2 separate regions of the Homo sapiens genome follow, and region 1 is linked to region 2. The links are chromatin loops, found by intact Hi-C in ENCODE. Cell type or tissue: psoas muscle. All regions are shown on one strand. Each heading gives the region's core, and the rest is flanking DNA. Links, peaks and the distances in the headings are about the cores only.

The links. Hi-C counts contacts between places; a loop is a spot of excess contacts. Peaks named below come from ENCODE experiments on the same cell type or tissue, not always from the same donor. Only the 100,000 strongest peaks of a DNase experiment are listed, where the experiment ranks them.
Region 1: it touches region 2 in a loop (2.8-fold over the local background); 5 of 110 quality-filtered maps call a loop at or near these places.

The regions. Positions count from the first base shown.
Region 1 is chr6:63,523,164-63,531,504 of GRCh38, forward strand. It overlaps a transcript of LGSN not described here and a transcript of PTP4A1 not described here. Among named protein-coding and RNA genes, the nearest start is that of PTP4A1, 45 kb to the right of the region's middle. In psoas muscle, for the core only: no CTCF peak of the experiment used is centred there; a DNase peak (open chromatin) is centred at 4,718; H3K4me3 peaks cover 1,288 bases; H3K27ac peaks cover 4,019 bases.
Region 2 is chr6:63,471,925-63,480,265 of GRCh38, forward strand. It overlaps a transcript of LGSN not described here and the pseudogene EEF1B2P5. Among named protein-coding and RNA genes, the nearest start is that of PTP4A1, 96 kb to the right of the region's middle. In psoas muscle, for the core only: a CTCF peak has its summit at 4,532; DNase peaks (open chromatin) are centred at 3,937 and 4,617; H3K4me3 peaks cover 1,210 bases; H3K27ac peaks cover 3,236 bases.

The DNA of each region.
Region 1 (8,341 bases), core at 89-8,088, 51 kb after region 2:
CCGAATCACTCTTTTATTTTTTTTTACATCACTCTTACGAGTCATCAAAAACAACTATAAAGTAAGTGTCTAGGATGTTTATTTCACTATTATGTACTTTCTCAGGCATTATACACAATATGATGTCTATAAATGAAGGCGGGCAGATCACTTGAGGTCAGGAGTTCGAGACTAGCCTGGCCAACATGGCAAAACCCTGTCTCTACTAGAAAACACAAAAATTAGCCAGGCATGATGGGGCATGCCTGTAGTCCCAGCTACTCGGGAGGTTTGAACCCGGGAGGTTGCAGTGAGCCATGATCGTGCCACTGCACTCTAGCCTGGGCAACAGAGTGAGACTCCATCTCAAAAATAAATAAATAAATAAATAAATAAAAGAAATTCTGCAAGGTGGTAAGTTATTGCAGAAAAATAAAACCAGTTCCATGTCAATCTACTATAAGCCCACTCAGATCTAAGACATCTTATTTGCCTAGAGCAAGCTTATCCATGCATGTGGCCCAGGACACTTTCAATATGGCCCAACACAAATTCATAAACTCTTTTAAAATTATAAGACTTTTTTTGCGATTTTTTTAAGCTCATCAGCTATCGTTAGTGTTAGTGTATTTCATGTGTGGCCCAGACAATTCTTCTTTCAGTGGGGCCCGGAGAAGCCAAAAGATTGGACACCCCTGGCCTATAGCACTCTGTGTCTGAATTTTTAACAGATTGCCTACTCCTAGCATAATAATGTTTTATTGTCATTCTCAAGTTTCTAAGGTATGACTATATAAACAGTAGAAATAAATTAAATATTAAAAAGGTAGAATTGTATCAATAGGCTTTTTTTTTTCTGGAGACAGTCTTGCTCTGTCGCCCAGGCTGGAATGCAATGGTGCCATCTTGGCTCACTGCAACCTTTGCCTCCCAGGTTCAAGTGATTCTCCCCATGTCTCAGCTTTCTAAGTAGCTGGGACTACAGGCCCGCACCACCACACCCAGTTAATTTTTGTGTTTTGAGTAGAGATGGAGTTTTACCCTCTTGTCCAGGCTGGTCTCAAACTCCTGGCCTCAAATAATCTGACTGCCTTGGCCTCCCAAATTGCTGGGATTACAGACGTGAGCCCCCATGCCCAGCACTCAATAGGCTTTTAATCTAGCTTATAAAGTGTAAAGAATCCTAGAGGATATATTAATGACACATATTTGTATGAAAAAATTATTTCATATTGAAGACCAGTACCTTCTCAAAACTGCCACAGCAGATGAATTTCTTCTAAGAGGACATCAATTTGGGCCTTTATTATACCTTGAGTTTAATAAGTGAGAACTTCAAGGTAGTATATGTAAAAGCATTTTGAAAAATATGTATAATTTTAATTCCTATATGAATTTATTGTTCAATATGTTTCAAGAAAAAAGATGAAGCAATTCACAGTTTTTAAAAATGTAAAAATAAAATTATCCAAACAGAAGCCTTGGATGAGATTCTACTGAATGACTCTGAGCTTCCTGGCAGCCAAAGCAAAAGAGAAATGCAAAGTGTTATTTCTTTTCTTTTCTTTTGACTGACAAGAAAAAACATACAAGTTCATGTGAAAAACCTATCTTCTCACATGAAATTGTATATATTATCTCATTCAAAGTTTCTATTTTAATCATTTCCTTTTTATATGTTTTAGAATTATAAACATTATATGTGAATGCGAGATGTGGCATACCACAATGGACAAATTTTTAAATTGCAGTTTTTGAAGATACCTCAGAGGCATTCTTCATATAAGCATTTTTTATGAAAAAACTTAAGAAAGTAAAATTAATTATTGAGTTTAACTCCTAAATTAGTGGAGTTGAGCATGTCACCAAGCCTTGTTCTAACTTGATTCAGGGATTTAGCTTAGACAGACTAGAGCAGCATTTCTGAAAGGGTGTTTAGAAGATGTCCTGCATCAAATTATTCAAGGCTGTTTCAAAGGTGAAGATTTCTAAGCCCCACTCTACAACTACTGAATCAGAACTCTGGTACAGATTTCAAAATTCTCAATTGTAAATAAGTTATCCTGGTGAATTGTGTGTCTGCAGTGCTAGTTATTAGTACTCTTTCAGGATCAAACCCGCTCTTCCATATTTGGCCTTGTGATGCTGAAGCCGGTTGTGGGTAACCTCCAGTGTCATTTTTGCCACCTGGCTTCCGGTTAGATTCTGCCAATGGGGGAGCTAGAGAGAGAACAGACGGGAGGAAGGAGGTGGAACACACTCCTTCCCGTTTGCTTGCTATTCTTGTCAGTATCACCTAGCTGTGGTTCTTCACGCCAGCAGTTCTAGCTTTTTCTAGTAGCAGTTGGTTCCAGTTTCCACTATTTCCCCATCTCCCAGAACCTAGTTCATGCCACTCTCTCAGAGCATCTTCTGAAATCTGGGTTCCAGCTCCACTGGACTCTCCTCTGCGTTCTGAAGCACCAGTGCCATCCAGGCAGCTTCCTCACCTCAGAGGTCTGGATTCCAGCTTCCACCTTCTCCAAGCTTGTAGTTTCCAACAACCCCAACCTTTCACCTTTCCCCCCAGGCCTAGTGGTAGCAGCTGCTTTCTGCAATTACTTTCCCTGTGTATTTGTTCCTTTTTCCCCTGTCAGTCCTCCAATATCTATATAACTAAATTTCCCTGTGTAAATTATCTCTTAAAATAGTTGGTGTGGTTTCTTTTTTCCTGACTAAACCCTGACTGATACAAATGTTAATATTTGAGTTCTAGTGAGTTGGGACATTAAGGAGACAACGTATCTCTAAGACAGTCTCTTCCAATTGTCAATTGTTTAAACCTTCTTTCGGTACCAGTATACAAAAGAGTGGTGCCAGGAGTTTCAACCACTATATTTTATTGCCTTAAGAAATTTCTAGGCCAGGCGCAGTGGCTCATGCCTGTAATCCCAACATTTTAGGAGGCCAAGGCGGGCAGATCACCTGAAGTCAGGAGTTCAAGACCAGCCTGGCCAACATGGTGAAATCCCGTCTCCACTAAAAATACAAAAATTAGCTGGGCATGGTGGTGGATGCCTGTAGTCCCAGCTACTCAGGAGGCTGAGTCAGGGGAATCACTTGAACCAGGGAGGCGGAGGTTGCAGTGAACCAAGATCTCACCACTGCACTCCAGCCTGGGTAACAGAGCAAGACTCCACCTCAAAATAAATAAATAAATAAAAGAAATTTCCAGAAGCTTTGGGTTCTAGAATAGCTGATAACAAAGTTGAAATTCTATTATCAAAAATGAAGAATTCTTACATAATCTTTCCCAGAATCAGAGCCAATCCAGTTCAACAGAGAGGAAGACCACGTATGATAAATCCGCAAGCAGAACAAAAATATTTTTTTAAAAAGATTTTTAGGCCAGGCGCAGTGGCTCATGCCTGTAATCCCAGTACTTTGGGAGACCGAGGCAGGCGGATCGCAAGGTAAGGAGATCGAGACCATCCTGGCCACCATGGTGAAACCCTGTCTCTACTAAAAATACAAAAATTAGCTGGACGTGGTGGCGTGTGCCTGTAGTCTCAGCTACTCCGGAGGCTGCATTTCTTGAATCTGGGAGGCAGAGGCTGCAGTGAGTCGAGATCACACCACTGCACTCCAACCTGCGACAGAGCAAGACTCTATCTCAAAAATGTATATATATATATATATATATATATATATATATTTATTTATTTATTCTTCTTAAGGGCTTCCATAGGATGCATTACTTGCACTATCTACAGGACAAAAGACCAAATGTTGGATTTATATGTAAGGGCATCCATGATGTTATGCACTTCTTCAAAATGATTTCAAGTTTATCTTTCTTTATTAGGGCACTGCTTCCACATGAGCTCATTGTTGTTCCCTGCTGCACCTTATATATGTATTTCTACCTTCATGTCTTGACTCAGGCAGTTTCTTTTATCTGAGAGTCCTTATTGAATATACAAATACCTGAGCAGTCCTCATAATGGATACTCAACACATGTTGGAACTGGCTTGGATTGCCTTTCTTCTACAGTGAGTCTTCCTCAGAATTAGTCTGCTTTGAAGTGCTATAGCAGTTACTTTATGTGCACATTTTAAACAGAGCACATGTTCTCTTCTGAATTGCTTGTGTCTATGTTCAATCTTTCCTCCTAGATTTATAAACTCTTTAAAGACATGCCATATATCTTACAGATTCTCGTATCACCACAGTAACCCACAGACCTTGCATAGAATATTGACCAATAAGTGCCGAGTGAATAAGGACCTAACAAATAGTCATCTACTATTTGATGGGTCTTTCCTTTCTCCTCTTCTTATGTTGTAGATATCTCAAAAGCTTTTCAAAATGTAGAGGGTATAAATAATATCTAATGTGCTTTATACTGTGTCCACAGTATTATAAAATAATATTTTCACTTTTCTAGATCTGCATGATACTTCCCATACATTAACTATTTAAGTTTCGGTGACAACTCTTCCATTTTAACCAAGAAAACTGAGACTCTGAGAACTTAAGTAACCATGTCCAAGGTCACGTAATGAGACAGTGATGTTTCTGGAATTCGAAAAGGGCTCTTTCACATACATTGCATGGTCTCTTGGGAAGTTAGAGCTTAGACAGTGACGATAACAGTGATGAGCTCACCTGACAGATTGCTCTTTTTCCTCTGCAGAGACTTGCTTCAACACCAGGAAGAACATGAAAGGGTGACTCATAATTCCCAGCAGCAGTGCCAGTTCATGTGCTGGGATTCTGACCACAAGCCTAACAATCAGGTCAGGGAGTCAGATTTCTGTTGGATTTAGAAAAGCATCTATGTGTTTATGAAAGAAACCCACTGGATTTTTAATAGTTCTGCAGCTCTTGGAGGCTCTACATCTACCCTTTCTCCCCAGCCAAGAGCATGGCTATGGGAGAAGGAAGGCAGGCAGCAGGCAGGTAAGTGTGACTTCCTCACTTCCCCTACCTTCTCATCTTAAAGCCATAGAGTGGTTGCTGGGTAACCCACTCCTACATATATTGGTTCATAAAGCCTAGTGAGCCACTGAAATTCTTACTGATCTGTAAAATTTCAAACACACTAGTAACACAGACAGCCATGGTGTAGATGACTTGAGCACACATAGTATATTTTCTGCTCCCATTGGGCTGTTTGAAGAATAGCATTGGCTGGGCACAGTGGTGTGAACCTGCAGTCCCAGCTACTCTGGAGGCTGAGGTGGGAGAATCGCTTGAGCCCAGCAATTAGAAATCAGCCTGGGAGACACAGTGAATCTCTGTCTTTTTTTTTTTTTAAGGCCGGGTACAGTGGTTCATGCCTATAATCCTAATACTTTGGGAGGCCAAGGTGGACAGATCGCCTGAGCCCAGGTGTTCAAGGCCAGCCTGGGCAACATGGTGAAACCTCATCTCTACAAAAAATATAACAAAACAAATTAGCCAGCCATGAAAAACTAGCCAGGCATGGCGGCATGCATGGTGGTGTGCGCCTGTCATCCCAGCTACTCAGGAGGCTGAAGTGGGAGGATTACCTGAGCACGGGGGAGGTCAAGGCTGCAGTGAGCCAAGATTGCACCACTGTACTCCAGCCTGGGGGACAGAGTGAGACCCTGTCTCAAAAAAAAGCAAGGTTTAATATCAACTTTGGTGGCACCCTCCACAGAGTATTTATACTATAGAATATGTTTTATAAAAATATTTGGGAGGCCGAGGCCGGTGGATTACCTGAGGTCAGGAGTTCAAGACCAGCCTGACTAACATGGTGAAACCCCATCTCTGCTAAAAATACAAAAATTAGCTGGGCGTGGTGGCACATGCCTGTAATCCCAGCTACTTGGGAGGCTGAGGCAAGAGAATCACTTGAATCTGGGAGGCAGAGGTTACAGTGAGCCGAGATTGCACCACTGCACTCCAGCCTGGGCAACAAGAGCGAAACTCCATCTCAAAATATATATATGTGTGTATATATATATATGTATATATATGTGTGTGTATATATATATGTATATATATGTGTGTATATATATATATGTATATATATGTGTGTATATATATATATGTATATATATTTGCTAATAACTTTACAGAACTTTCATATAATTTAGACAGGTGTCTAGGTTCTCTGGAGTCTCAGAAAAATAATACCTAGTCTTTCTCTACATAACATTTGATACATAAAATGGTCTTATTGCAAGACAAATATCAGAACAAAGATCAAACTGCTTAATTTCCTACATCAATTCAAGCAGAAACTTTTCAATTCAATCTCAAACTTTTAGGCAAAATAATTGTCCAGATTACTTTGCTTCTCTCACTCCTGCTCCTCCTCCTTCACCCCTCCCTTGCCTCTCTTGTCTCTTTTTCTAACAACCTAGCCTTCCTTTTCTACCTCTCTCGCTTTTAATTCTCACCCCTTTCTTTCCTTTTGTAGAGGAGGGGCTTAAACTTTTAAGAAATTGCTTTGTTTGCTGTACTCTCTCAAAAGCTTGGTTTGAGCAGCCAACCCTGTTTGCATAAAATGAAAGTTAGAAAACTAAAAGTTTTGTGAACCAAGGGTGGAGGAAAAGGTTATGCATTTTATCACACAGTTCATCATCCTATCAGCCAAGAATGAGGTTCCGTTTTTCTGAGTAATCCCTCACCTACCCACATCCTATATTGGCAAAATACGTGCGTAAGAGGAATTGGCAGGAGCTATCAGAGAACTAAAAATTATCAATTAGGTGTAAAAATATGTCTGCAGTTACCAGTAAGTTAGTATTTTCACTATTAAAGAAATAGGATATTTTGCCATTACAAATAGTTATGTAATTTGTCTTTTCACCATTATTTAGGTACCTTTATAGAGTTATGAGTAATATTTCACTTTTTGACAAAAAGAAAATTAGAATCATGAAGATTAACTGTTTCTCGAGATAGGGCAAGGATAATAACAGTATAGATTTCTGAAAATGAGCCGATAGAAAATCAATCCAAAGAAACTGACAGAAGGAAGTCAAATTGGAACCATCCAAAATGATATAACAATGAAATGTGATCATTAAAACAGCCATGAAGTTAATTTACTTAACACTTTTTTTTCATACACTGGAGTCAGCAGATTATTCCAAGGTGAAGAAAAGGCATAGATGTAACCTTGTAAGAGGACAGCTGTGAGACACAGCTACAGACAAAGCCAGCCTGAGAAAAAGCACAAAGGCTGAATATTAAATTTATATGATGGTACTGGAAGGCAGCCAGGAGTGGTTTGCCCTGCCTTTTATTCCCAAATCTGTAGTTGGGATGGTACCATAAGATGCTCTAGGTAAACATGAAGGCTTAGACGCCCAGATGTAAATGGCTGCCTCATACAGTCACACAGGCTATTTACTGCACAACTCCAGTGGACGCCGTTCACATAGGCTACAATGTGAAAAAAGCCCCCTGAATTTGTGAACATGGAGGCCCTTCTGTGCTAAATCACTAGGGTCATAGGGAATAATAGAAAAAAAGGAGAAGATAAAATTGTATTAAACTATCATAAAGATTTTTTCAAATAAAACATATACATAGAAAAATGATCAGAAGGAAGTACATCAAAATGAAATTTCTAGAGGCATACCTGAATTCATTTTTTCTTATTCCTAGTCTTCTGTATTTTAACATTGAATAAATCAGCAGTTTTAAAATAAATTAACATTTAATAAAGTAGTACCTTAAAACATCCAAATTGATACTTTCTTATAGCTTCAATGCTATAAACTATCAGAGATGTAATGATTAGAATGGTTTCCATACCAATGGAAAATCCTTTAGAAAAATGAGCACTATTTTTCTACATTTGTTTGCATTTTAACCTAGCTTTATAATTTCAACTATTCAACTAAATATAAGAATGAGCTTTGCTTGTGAAAATTCTGATATTATAAATACTAGAGAACTTCTATATTGTGTGTCCAAAGATAGATCAGGTTTCAAGCACAGTTCCCTCAGTCTCCAAAGTCCTCTCAGTTCTGCCTGCCTCTTGAGTTGGTGTCCATCAAGATAACTGCAAGCAATGAGGGCTACCTGCTTCCTGGTTCACAGCCAATGGGCAGAGACTGTCCACCTCTAAACTAATCACAGACTAAGAAGAGGATTTGGTTTAATTAGTGGGGAATAGATGGAATGAAGGGCAAATACCGATTTGTGAGGCCTGTAACATTTTCAGTCTGGGGGTTCTCTTTAACTAAAACAATAAAAAATTTATTCCAAAAATGAACATTTATTTGGAAAGAAAAAACATAACAAATTATAATTTTTAATGCAAAATGCCTACATAGACATCACAAAATCCAGAAGAGATAATGTAATATTTGTATTAAGTTCCTGACCCATATC
Region 2 (8,341 bases), core at 278-8,277:
AGGATCCAGCAAGAAGGTGGCTGTCTACAAGCAGGAAGAGAGCCCTCACCAGAAATCTCACTTCTGTTTTATCCAGGATTATTTTCTTTTTTTCTCTCTAATCCTCACCCTAACTTTATTTCTTGCCTCTGCAGCTACAGATTTAGCAATCTTTCTGATTTGCCTCCTTGTAATTTGTATCTTTAAATTCCTTTGTGCTTTTTGATAGTGCACACACTTGCTGATTCTTGTGTCTAATGAGAAGGCGTATTTTATTTCCCTGCCCAAAGCATCCCCATCCCAAACTCTGGCCCTTCAGCCTACATTTGGTTGAATCGGGACTGGTCCTGTCTTGGTTGAAAGTTTATTCAAAATTAGAAATGGGGGTAGAAGTGGGTAAAGAAATGTTATCAAGATTCCGAAATTCCTTTAAAGGTGGAGAAATAGCAAGATAAATAAATAAATGAAGATTCTGAGGTTCTTCAAGACAAAGTGGACTGGATTTTAGTGATTCTTGAAGTGCTTCAACATTGAGTGCCTAGGAAAAGCACTCAAAAGCCACTCTCATGTATGAACGGAATCTACTATCTCTATGAGCTCCCCAGAGAGAGTCAATCTCTGGAATAGCTGGGCTTTCTGATGCTAGTGCAATACTACATAGATATCTACAACCACTGTTTTGGGACAATCCTCTTATTCCACCAAACACTGAAGGCAGAAAGACAGCCCCCTCCTTAAAAATTATGCCCAATTCGGGCCGGGCGCGGTGGCTCAAGCCTGTAATCCCAGCACTTTGGGAGGCTGAGATGGGCAGATCATGAGGACAGGAGATCGAAACCATCCTGGCTAACGCAGTGAAACCCTGTCTCTACTAAAAATACAAAAAAATTAGCCGGGCGTGGTGGCAGACACCTGTAGTCCCAGCTACTTGGGAGGCTGAGGCAGGAGAATGGCATGAACCCAGGAGGCGGAGCTTGCAGTGAGCCGAGATCATGCCACTGCACTCCAGCCTGGGCAACAGAGCGAGACTCTGTCTCAAAAAAATAAAATAAAAATAAAAATAAATAAAATAAATAAATTTTTTTTTGCCCAATTCAAGGCCACATTTTAAAAGTTTTGGCAATTTCTGCAAATTAGGATGGGGTGAAAAATAAGATCTCCCAGTTCAGCCTGGGCAGAAGTCCACCAATTAACTGAGCTCAAGGAAAAGAAGTGGTTTGACATACTGTCCTGGACTCAATTCAGGGCAGATCCCAGGAGATAGCTTCATTAAAAAATCTTTTAGTAGGCCAGGCGCAGTGGCTCACACCTGTAATCCCAGCACTTTGGGAGACTGAGGTGGGCTGATTGCCTGAGCTCAGGGGTTCCAGAGCAGCCTGGGCAACATGGCAAAACCCTGTCTCTACTAAAAACACAAAAAATTAGCCGGGCATGGTGGTGCATGCCTATAATCCCAGCTACTAGGGATGCTGAGGCACTAGAATAGCCTGAACCCAGGAGGCAGAGGTTGCAGTGAGCCGAGATCATGCCACTGCACTCCAGCCTGGGTAACAGAGCGACACTCTGTCTAAAAAAAAAAAAAAAAAAAAAAAAAAAAATCTAGCTCATGTTTAAATTCAGTTTTTAACCAATGTCTCAGCCACACCAGTCCTGCTCTCCCACCCCTAGTCCACAACCTACACATAAATAATTGTCTGGAGGAAGTGTATTTTAATAGATTCTATATCAATTTTTATTCCTTCATTGTTACGAAACAGATGAATAATCCTTGGCAGATATACTTGAGAGAAGACTCTTCTCTCTTCCTGACTGGGGTCCAAGTAGTCCTAATCCCATTTATCCGCATCTGTATATTCCACATTGGATTTGTCTCACACATGTCCTTCTTGAGATGTTACTTCTGTGTTTGAGCCAGATTCTCTGTCTAGAAAATTGTCCTTGGTTATACCTGCTCAATGTTTGCTATTAATAATGATATACATCATAATCATTTAAAAAGCCCAAAACTATAACAACCCTTTAGATTAAAGATACATGCTCCATTGGCAGCCCTCAAGCCATTTATTTTCACAATGTGCTGAGTTTAACTCACTCATTCATTTATAAATTGACTTGGTTGCCAATATTTGGAATCAGAAGATGTTTATCCCAAATCCAGCTTTCCATGGGAAATCAGGTAACATGGGAGAACTTGGCCCATATTATGACATTCACACATGACACATAGGTAGAACTGGGTGACAATGTCCTTTTTAGAAGCTGCCTGTACTCTTCAGTTCAACCCAGTAACTACCACTTTCTGTTTTTCTCTAACATGCAAACCAAGTATGGATTGCCATTTATCACTATATGTGGACAGCTGACTTTCTTAGAACACAGAAATATTTCTTTGCATTCATGTTTGTGTAGAAAGTGGGAAAACGGGACGGGCGCAGTGGTTCATGCCTGTAATCCCAGCACATTGGGAGGCCAAGGTGGGCGGATCACGAGGTCAGGAGATCGAGACCATCCTGGCTAACATGGTGAAACCCCGTCTCTACTAAAAATACAAAAAAATTAGCTGGGCATGGTGGCAGGTGCCTGTAGTCCCAGCTACTCAGGAGGTTGAGGCAGGAGAATGGCATGAACCTGGGAGGTGGAGCTTGCAGTGAGACAAGATCACACCACTGCACTCCAGCCTGGGCCACAGAGCAAGACTCCATCTCAAAAAAAAAAAAAAAAGAAAGTGGGAAGTTAGGCTGGGCGCTGTGGCTCACGCCTGTAATCCCAGCACTTTGGGAGGCTGAGGCAGGAGGATCACCTGAGGTCAGGAGATTGAAATCAACCTGGCCTACATGGTGAAACCCTGTCTCTACTAAAGATAAAAAAAATTAGCTGGGCGTGGTGGCAGATGCCTGTAATCCCAGCTACTTGAGAGGTGGAGGCAGGAGAATTGCTTGAACCTGGGAGGTGGAGGTTGCGATGATTTGAGAAGACTCCGTCTCAAAAAAAAAAAAAAAAGGAAAGAAAATGAGAAAATGAAAGGTTGACTTCCCCACAGATTTTGTGCAAAATGAGACAATGAATATTTCTTTGTGGAAATAATAATTATTCCTACAAGTTTAATATGCAAACGAAATGTGTCTCCATTGTAGACGTTCAACTAAAAACATTGTTATAAAACAAACCACTGTAAGAACAATGACCTCTATAAGGACAAAACAAGTGTAAGAACTGAGGTATCAAAAAGGATTTGTTTTAGGATGCAGAAATGCTGCTATAAAATGCATTTACAAACTTACTGTCTTCATTCATATACCTCATCATATACTTCATAGTCCCCATACCCTAACACCCCATGCCAACCCCATTGGCATGCTGTTGCAGTGACTTTTGGGTTTGCAACTTCTGCTTTAAATGAATAGATCTGCCAAAAAAAAAAAAAAAAAAAAGACACCCAATTGCCCTCTATTACCACCCATAGAGACCCAACATACTTGACATCCAAAGATATCATACCAACCCAACATGGTATGTTTCTGGTTAATAGTTATTACAAATCCTGGGGAAGTGATATGTGTGTACTTTGAGATGATTAATAAAATTCAGTGACCTAATGGTGAAACAAAGAATGAGGCATTTATACAATTGAATATTTCAAACAGGTTGGTATAAATTTTGTCTCTTATCCTAGGCCATTAAAGAGGTATTCGAAATAAGGCTTGAAATATGCTTCAAACTTCATATAGAGTATGCCAGATAGTGGGCAGGGACTGACTGATATACCAAAAACACGTTTCTAATATCTGGGCTAATAGTAGTTAACAACCCCAAGCACTAAGTTTAAAAAAGAAGAAGCAGCACATCAACAACAACTGTTGTTGCTAAAGTAAGAAAATGTTTTGGGCAGATCAGAATTTAGTCACACACCAGTTTTGATGCCAGCAGGTCATGCTCAGAACAGTCTGCCCTGGAACCTACTGGGACTGCTGAAATTCTGGCAGGCCCAAGGAGTGCTAAAATCAAAGGCAGCCCTTCAGAGGAAGAGGGAAAAGGCAGGGTGTCTAGTAGCAAAGTTCAAGCAGGCAGAGTACTGACCCCTTCTGTCTAATGTCATTCAGATCAAGAGCCGAGTGGAGATAAAGGACATTATTATGTAGATTTTTTGTTTTATTTTGGTTTGGTTTTTTTGTTTGTTTGTTTTGTTTTGTTTTTTGGTTTTTTTTACTGATAGATGTAATGAAGCCATAAGAGAGAGGCTTAAGGAGATTCTTCACTAAGCAACAAAATCATTAAAAGTTCACCTTGGTGAGATAGTGCTACCTCATAATTACATGACTTGTTTATTGCAAGTTTTCAGATTGTGTTCTCCTATCCTTGCAAATCTAACAACCTCAGCATACAAAGCTTGATGTGACAGAAGTTAGAGCAGTTGAAAAAACCAGGACTGTTCGATTAACTCTTGTGGCATAACAAATTACCCCAAAATTTAATAGCTTAAAACAACCATTTCATTTTGCTTACAATGTGAGGTGTTAGTAGTTCAGGAAGAGCTCAATTGAGCAATTCTCTTTAGAGTTCCCCCTACAGTTGCAGTTAGATATTGGCTGGAACTGCGATCATTTGAAGGCTCAGCTGGACTGGATGTCAAAGATACAAGGCAGTCGGTGCTGGCTTTCAGCTGGGAGCTCAACTGGAGCTATTAACTCAAGCACCTACATGCTGTTTCTCCATGTGGCTGGGTCTTCTCACTCAGCAGCTGCTAGACTCCAAAACATAGTATCTCAAGAGGGGAGAGTCTAAAGAGCACAGGAAGCAAACATTCTAAGAGACCAAGAATAAGCTGCAAGGAGACCCAGCCTTGGAAGTCACTCAGTGATATTGGCACTGAACTTTATTCATCAAGGAAATCGCTATGACTAGCCTAGATTCAATGAAGAGAAATTAGATCCAATCGTCTAGGAAAGAAGTCTTATAAAATTTGCCATTGTTTTTAATTCATCATAAACACTTTTTCATCATTCTGCTGCTTCTACCTTTCTTATGTTACTCTTCCCATCTAAATTTGGAAATAAGCATCCTTTACTCTGAAGCTATGGCTTTTAATTGAAACCCTTCCTAGTAGTCAAGCCTAGACAGATGGAAAATAAGTTCTCTTTTTAAATTTGTTTCTAACATTTGCTCTACTGTTTTTCTGATACCAAAACTGTTGGAAGCAGCATTTCTCATCACAGTTTGTGATAGGAATGCCATTTTAGAGTTAAAATTTAATATACAGAATTTCAGTTAATCTTCCTTGAAGAAATAATACAAAACAAACTTTCATAAGCTTAAAAGTCAGAAAAGACAGACAATAGATTTTGCTTTGTTACATGCTGTTCTAGAACAGTTAGTTTTATGTCATCCATTCTTAGTTAATTATAAATTACCTTTATAAAATAAAACTCATAATATCACATTTAATCATTCTTCTTTTGTTCTATGTAAAAACATGTATCTGATCTCTTAAACTTTACAAAGTAAAAGGATGTTCTTATATTTCCCAAAATGATGAAATTGCTGTATCTTCTTTTCTCGTGGCTAATAAAGCATTTAAAGTTCACATATCCAAATCAGATCGTTTATTGAAAGGAAATAGGGTTTAACATAGAAATGGAGAGTTTCTTTGAAATATGCCATGGGGGTCTCGTCCTAGTCTACGAAGCTTCAAAAATGTTTTTCGTCACATAAATCACGTAAGATCCAGTTTTGGTTTTCATCCTTTTTTTTTTTCTTTTTCTTTTTCTTCTTCTTCTTCTTTTTTTCTTTTTTTTTTTTTTTTTTTTTTTTTTTGTAGAGATGGGGTCTCACTCTGTTGGCCAGACTAGTCTCAAACTCCTGGCCTCAAGAAATCCTCCTTCCTTGGCCTTTCAAAGTGCTGGGATTACAGATTACAGGTATGAGTCATCACACCCAGCCTTCATCCCTTTTTGTTTGCAGAGGAGGAGGGTAATGTTTTCTAGAATCCAACAGTGGCTGTTTCTTTGGTTTCATCAATAAAATTTTCCTTTCTCTGTGATACTGTCATATTCCTCCTCCTCCCCCTACTCATCTTCTTCTTTTTCTCCTCATCCTCCTCCTACTTCTCATATTCTTTTTCCTTCTTTAGTATTCTGTATTCTTGAACTGAACTTATATCAAGGGAAAAAACAAAATAAAAGAAGAATAACTGAACATAAAGTTTTATATATCTTATACTGTAAAGATTTATGGAGTCAAATACATAGCTATTCACTGAACCTACCTAAATTTGAAGAGTTCCAGTTTAGTTGACTGTCTAATTTAAGTTAAACCAAAAAGGCTATTAGAGCAAAGAGGGAGGATTTTAAGAGGTTAGTAAATTATTAAGCCAAAAAATGTTTAAAATGTATAAATGGGTAATAGACAAATCCACAGTGACAGAAAGTACGTTAGTGGTTGCCAAGGACTGGGGGAAGCACAGTGCGGAGTGACTGCTAATGGATACATGGTTTCTTTTTGGGGGTGATGAAAATGTTCTGGTAACTAAGTACAACTCTTCATGTATTGCTTTCCCTAATACTCCTGTGGGCCCTAGGACGTTCTGAAAAAAAAAAATCTAAATTTCCATCATCCACCCTAAATAAGTTGAGTTACATCACCCAGGTGGGGTTGTGAGAGGTAAGCTGAAAAGAAGTATTCTGAGGAACAAAGAGCCAAAAATAATCCCTAGCTGAAAATGCTGCCTCACCACCCCCATGTACGGCTCATTCTAATCATATAGACGATCATCAGTTCATCCTACTCTAAAGATTCAAGAATTTAAACTTATTTCCTCAAAGAAAACTGCAAATATCAAAGACAAGCTTGAGTAAATAATTAAGGTGTTTATTGGTTTATGAACTAGAAATTCAAAAGGTAGGGTGTGCTTTAAGGTTGGTTTGATGCAAGAGTTCAGTGATTTTATCAAAGACTTAATTTTTCCTCTCTCAGCTTTTCCTTCTACAGTGTCAGCTTATTCCAAGGTTTACAACCTTCATGATACCACAGTGGTTACAATGGTTCCAAGCTTACAGAGACGTATAAAAGGATACAGACAAGAGAGAACATGTCTTTCAGTTGTACTCTCAGAAGAGCCAAGAAACACTTTTCCCAAAAATCCCTTTATCCATAACTCACTGGTCTGTCTGGAGACAGGAGTCCATTTCTGACAGAGAAATGCTAACTTAACTGGTTAGATTAGACAACCCAGGCCTCAACCAATCACTGCATCAAGGGAGATGGGCTTACTGAGATTGGCTTTGGTCAATCACAGTCCATTTCTGGTGATCAACTGCTTTCAAAGCGTATCAGCAAGGGAGACCCAGATGAAAATTTAAGTACTCTTAGGCAGGGGAAAGGAAGTAATAGATGCTGGAAAGACAAACAACATTCACTATAATTTTTCTGGCCTATCGATGAAAATATATCTAGTAAAGTAGACAAAGTGAAGTAGGAGGTACAGTAACAACTTCTTTTTTTTTTTTTCTTTTCAGCAATGGAATGTTAGAGCTAAATGAAATCCTAAAATGTACCCAAGGCTGGGCTCAGTGGGTCACGCCTATAATCCCAGCATTTTCAGAGGCCGAGGCTGGCGGATCTCGAGGTCAGGAGATCGAGACCATCCTGGCCAATATGGTGAAACCCCGTCTCTACTAAAAACACAAAAAAATTAGCTGAGCATGGTGGTGGGCACCTGTAGTCCCAACTACTCAGGAGGCTGAGGCAGGAGAATGGCATGAACCCGGGAGATGGAGATTGCAGTGAGTCGAGATCATGCCACTGCACTCCAGCTTGGGCGACAGAGTGAGACTCCGTCTCAAACAAACAAACAAACAAACAAAAAGTGCTCAATTTGAACTCCTCATTTTATAGATGAAGAATCTGAGACTCTGTTTAATTGATTTGGCCATACTTACAAAGTCTAAATCACCTATTTCCTAATCATTCAGTCATTTATCAGCAATTGTTTATCAAGCACTTACTATTTGCCAGGTACCTCTCTAGTCACTGGAGATACAGGAGGGAATAAAACAAAGCAAAACTGTGCCTTCATGAAGTCCACATTTTAGTGGGGGCCTTTTCTCTAAGGTCATTACTCCCACTCACTCTTTACAACAACCCCAGGCACCCTGTTTCCTCTCTTAGTGCTAGGCATTCACAACCTGTGTTCCTTCCTTTTGCTGCTACCCAGCTCTCAGATGCAGCTGATGCCATGGGTTTCAGAGACCTGAAAAGCCCCACTGGCCTCCAGGTGCACAATGGTTACCTGGCTGACCAGAGCTGCAACAAGGGGTATGTGCCATCACAAGCAGACGTGGCAGTAATTGAAGCAGTCTCCAGTCCA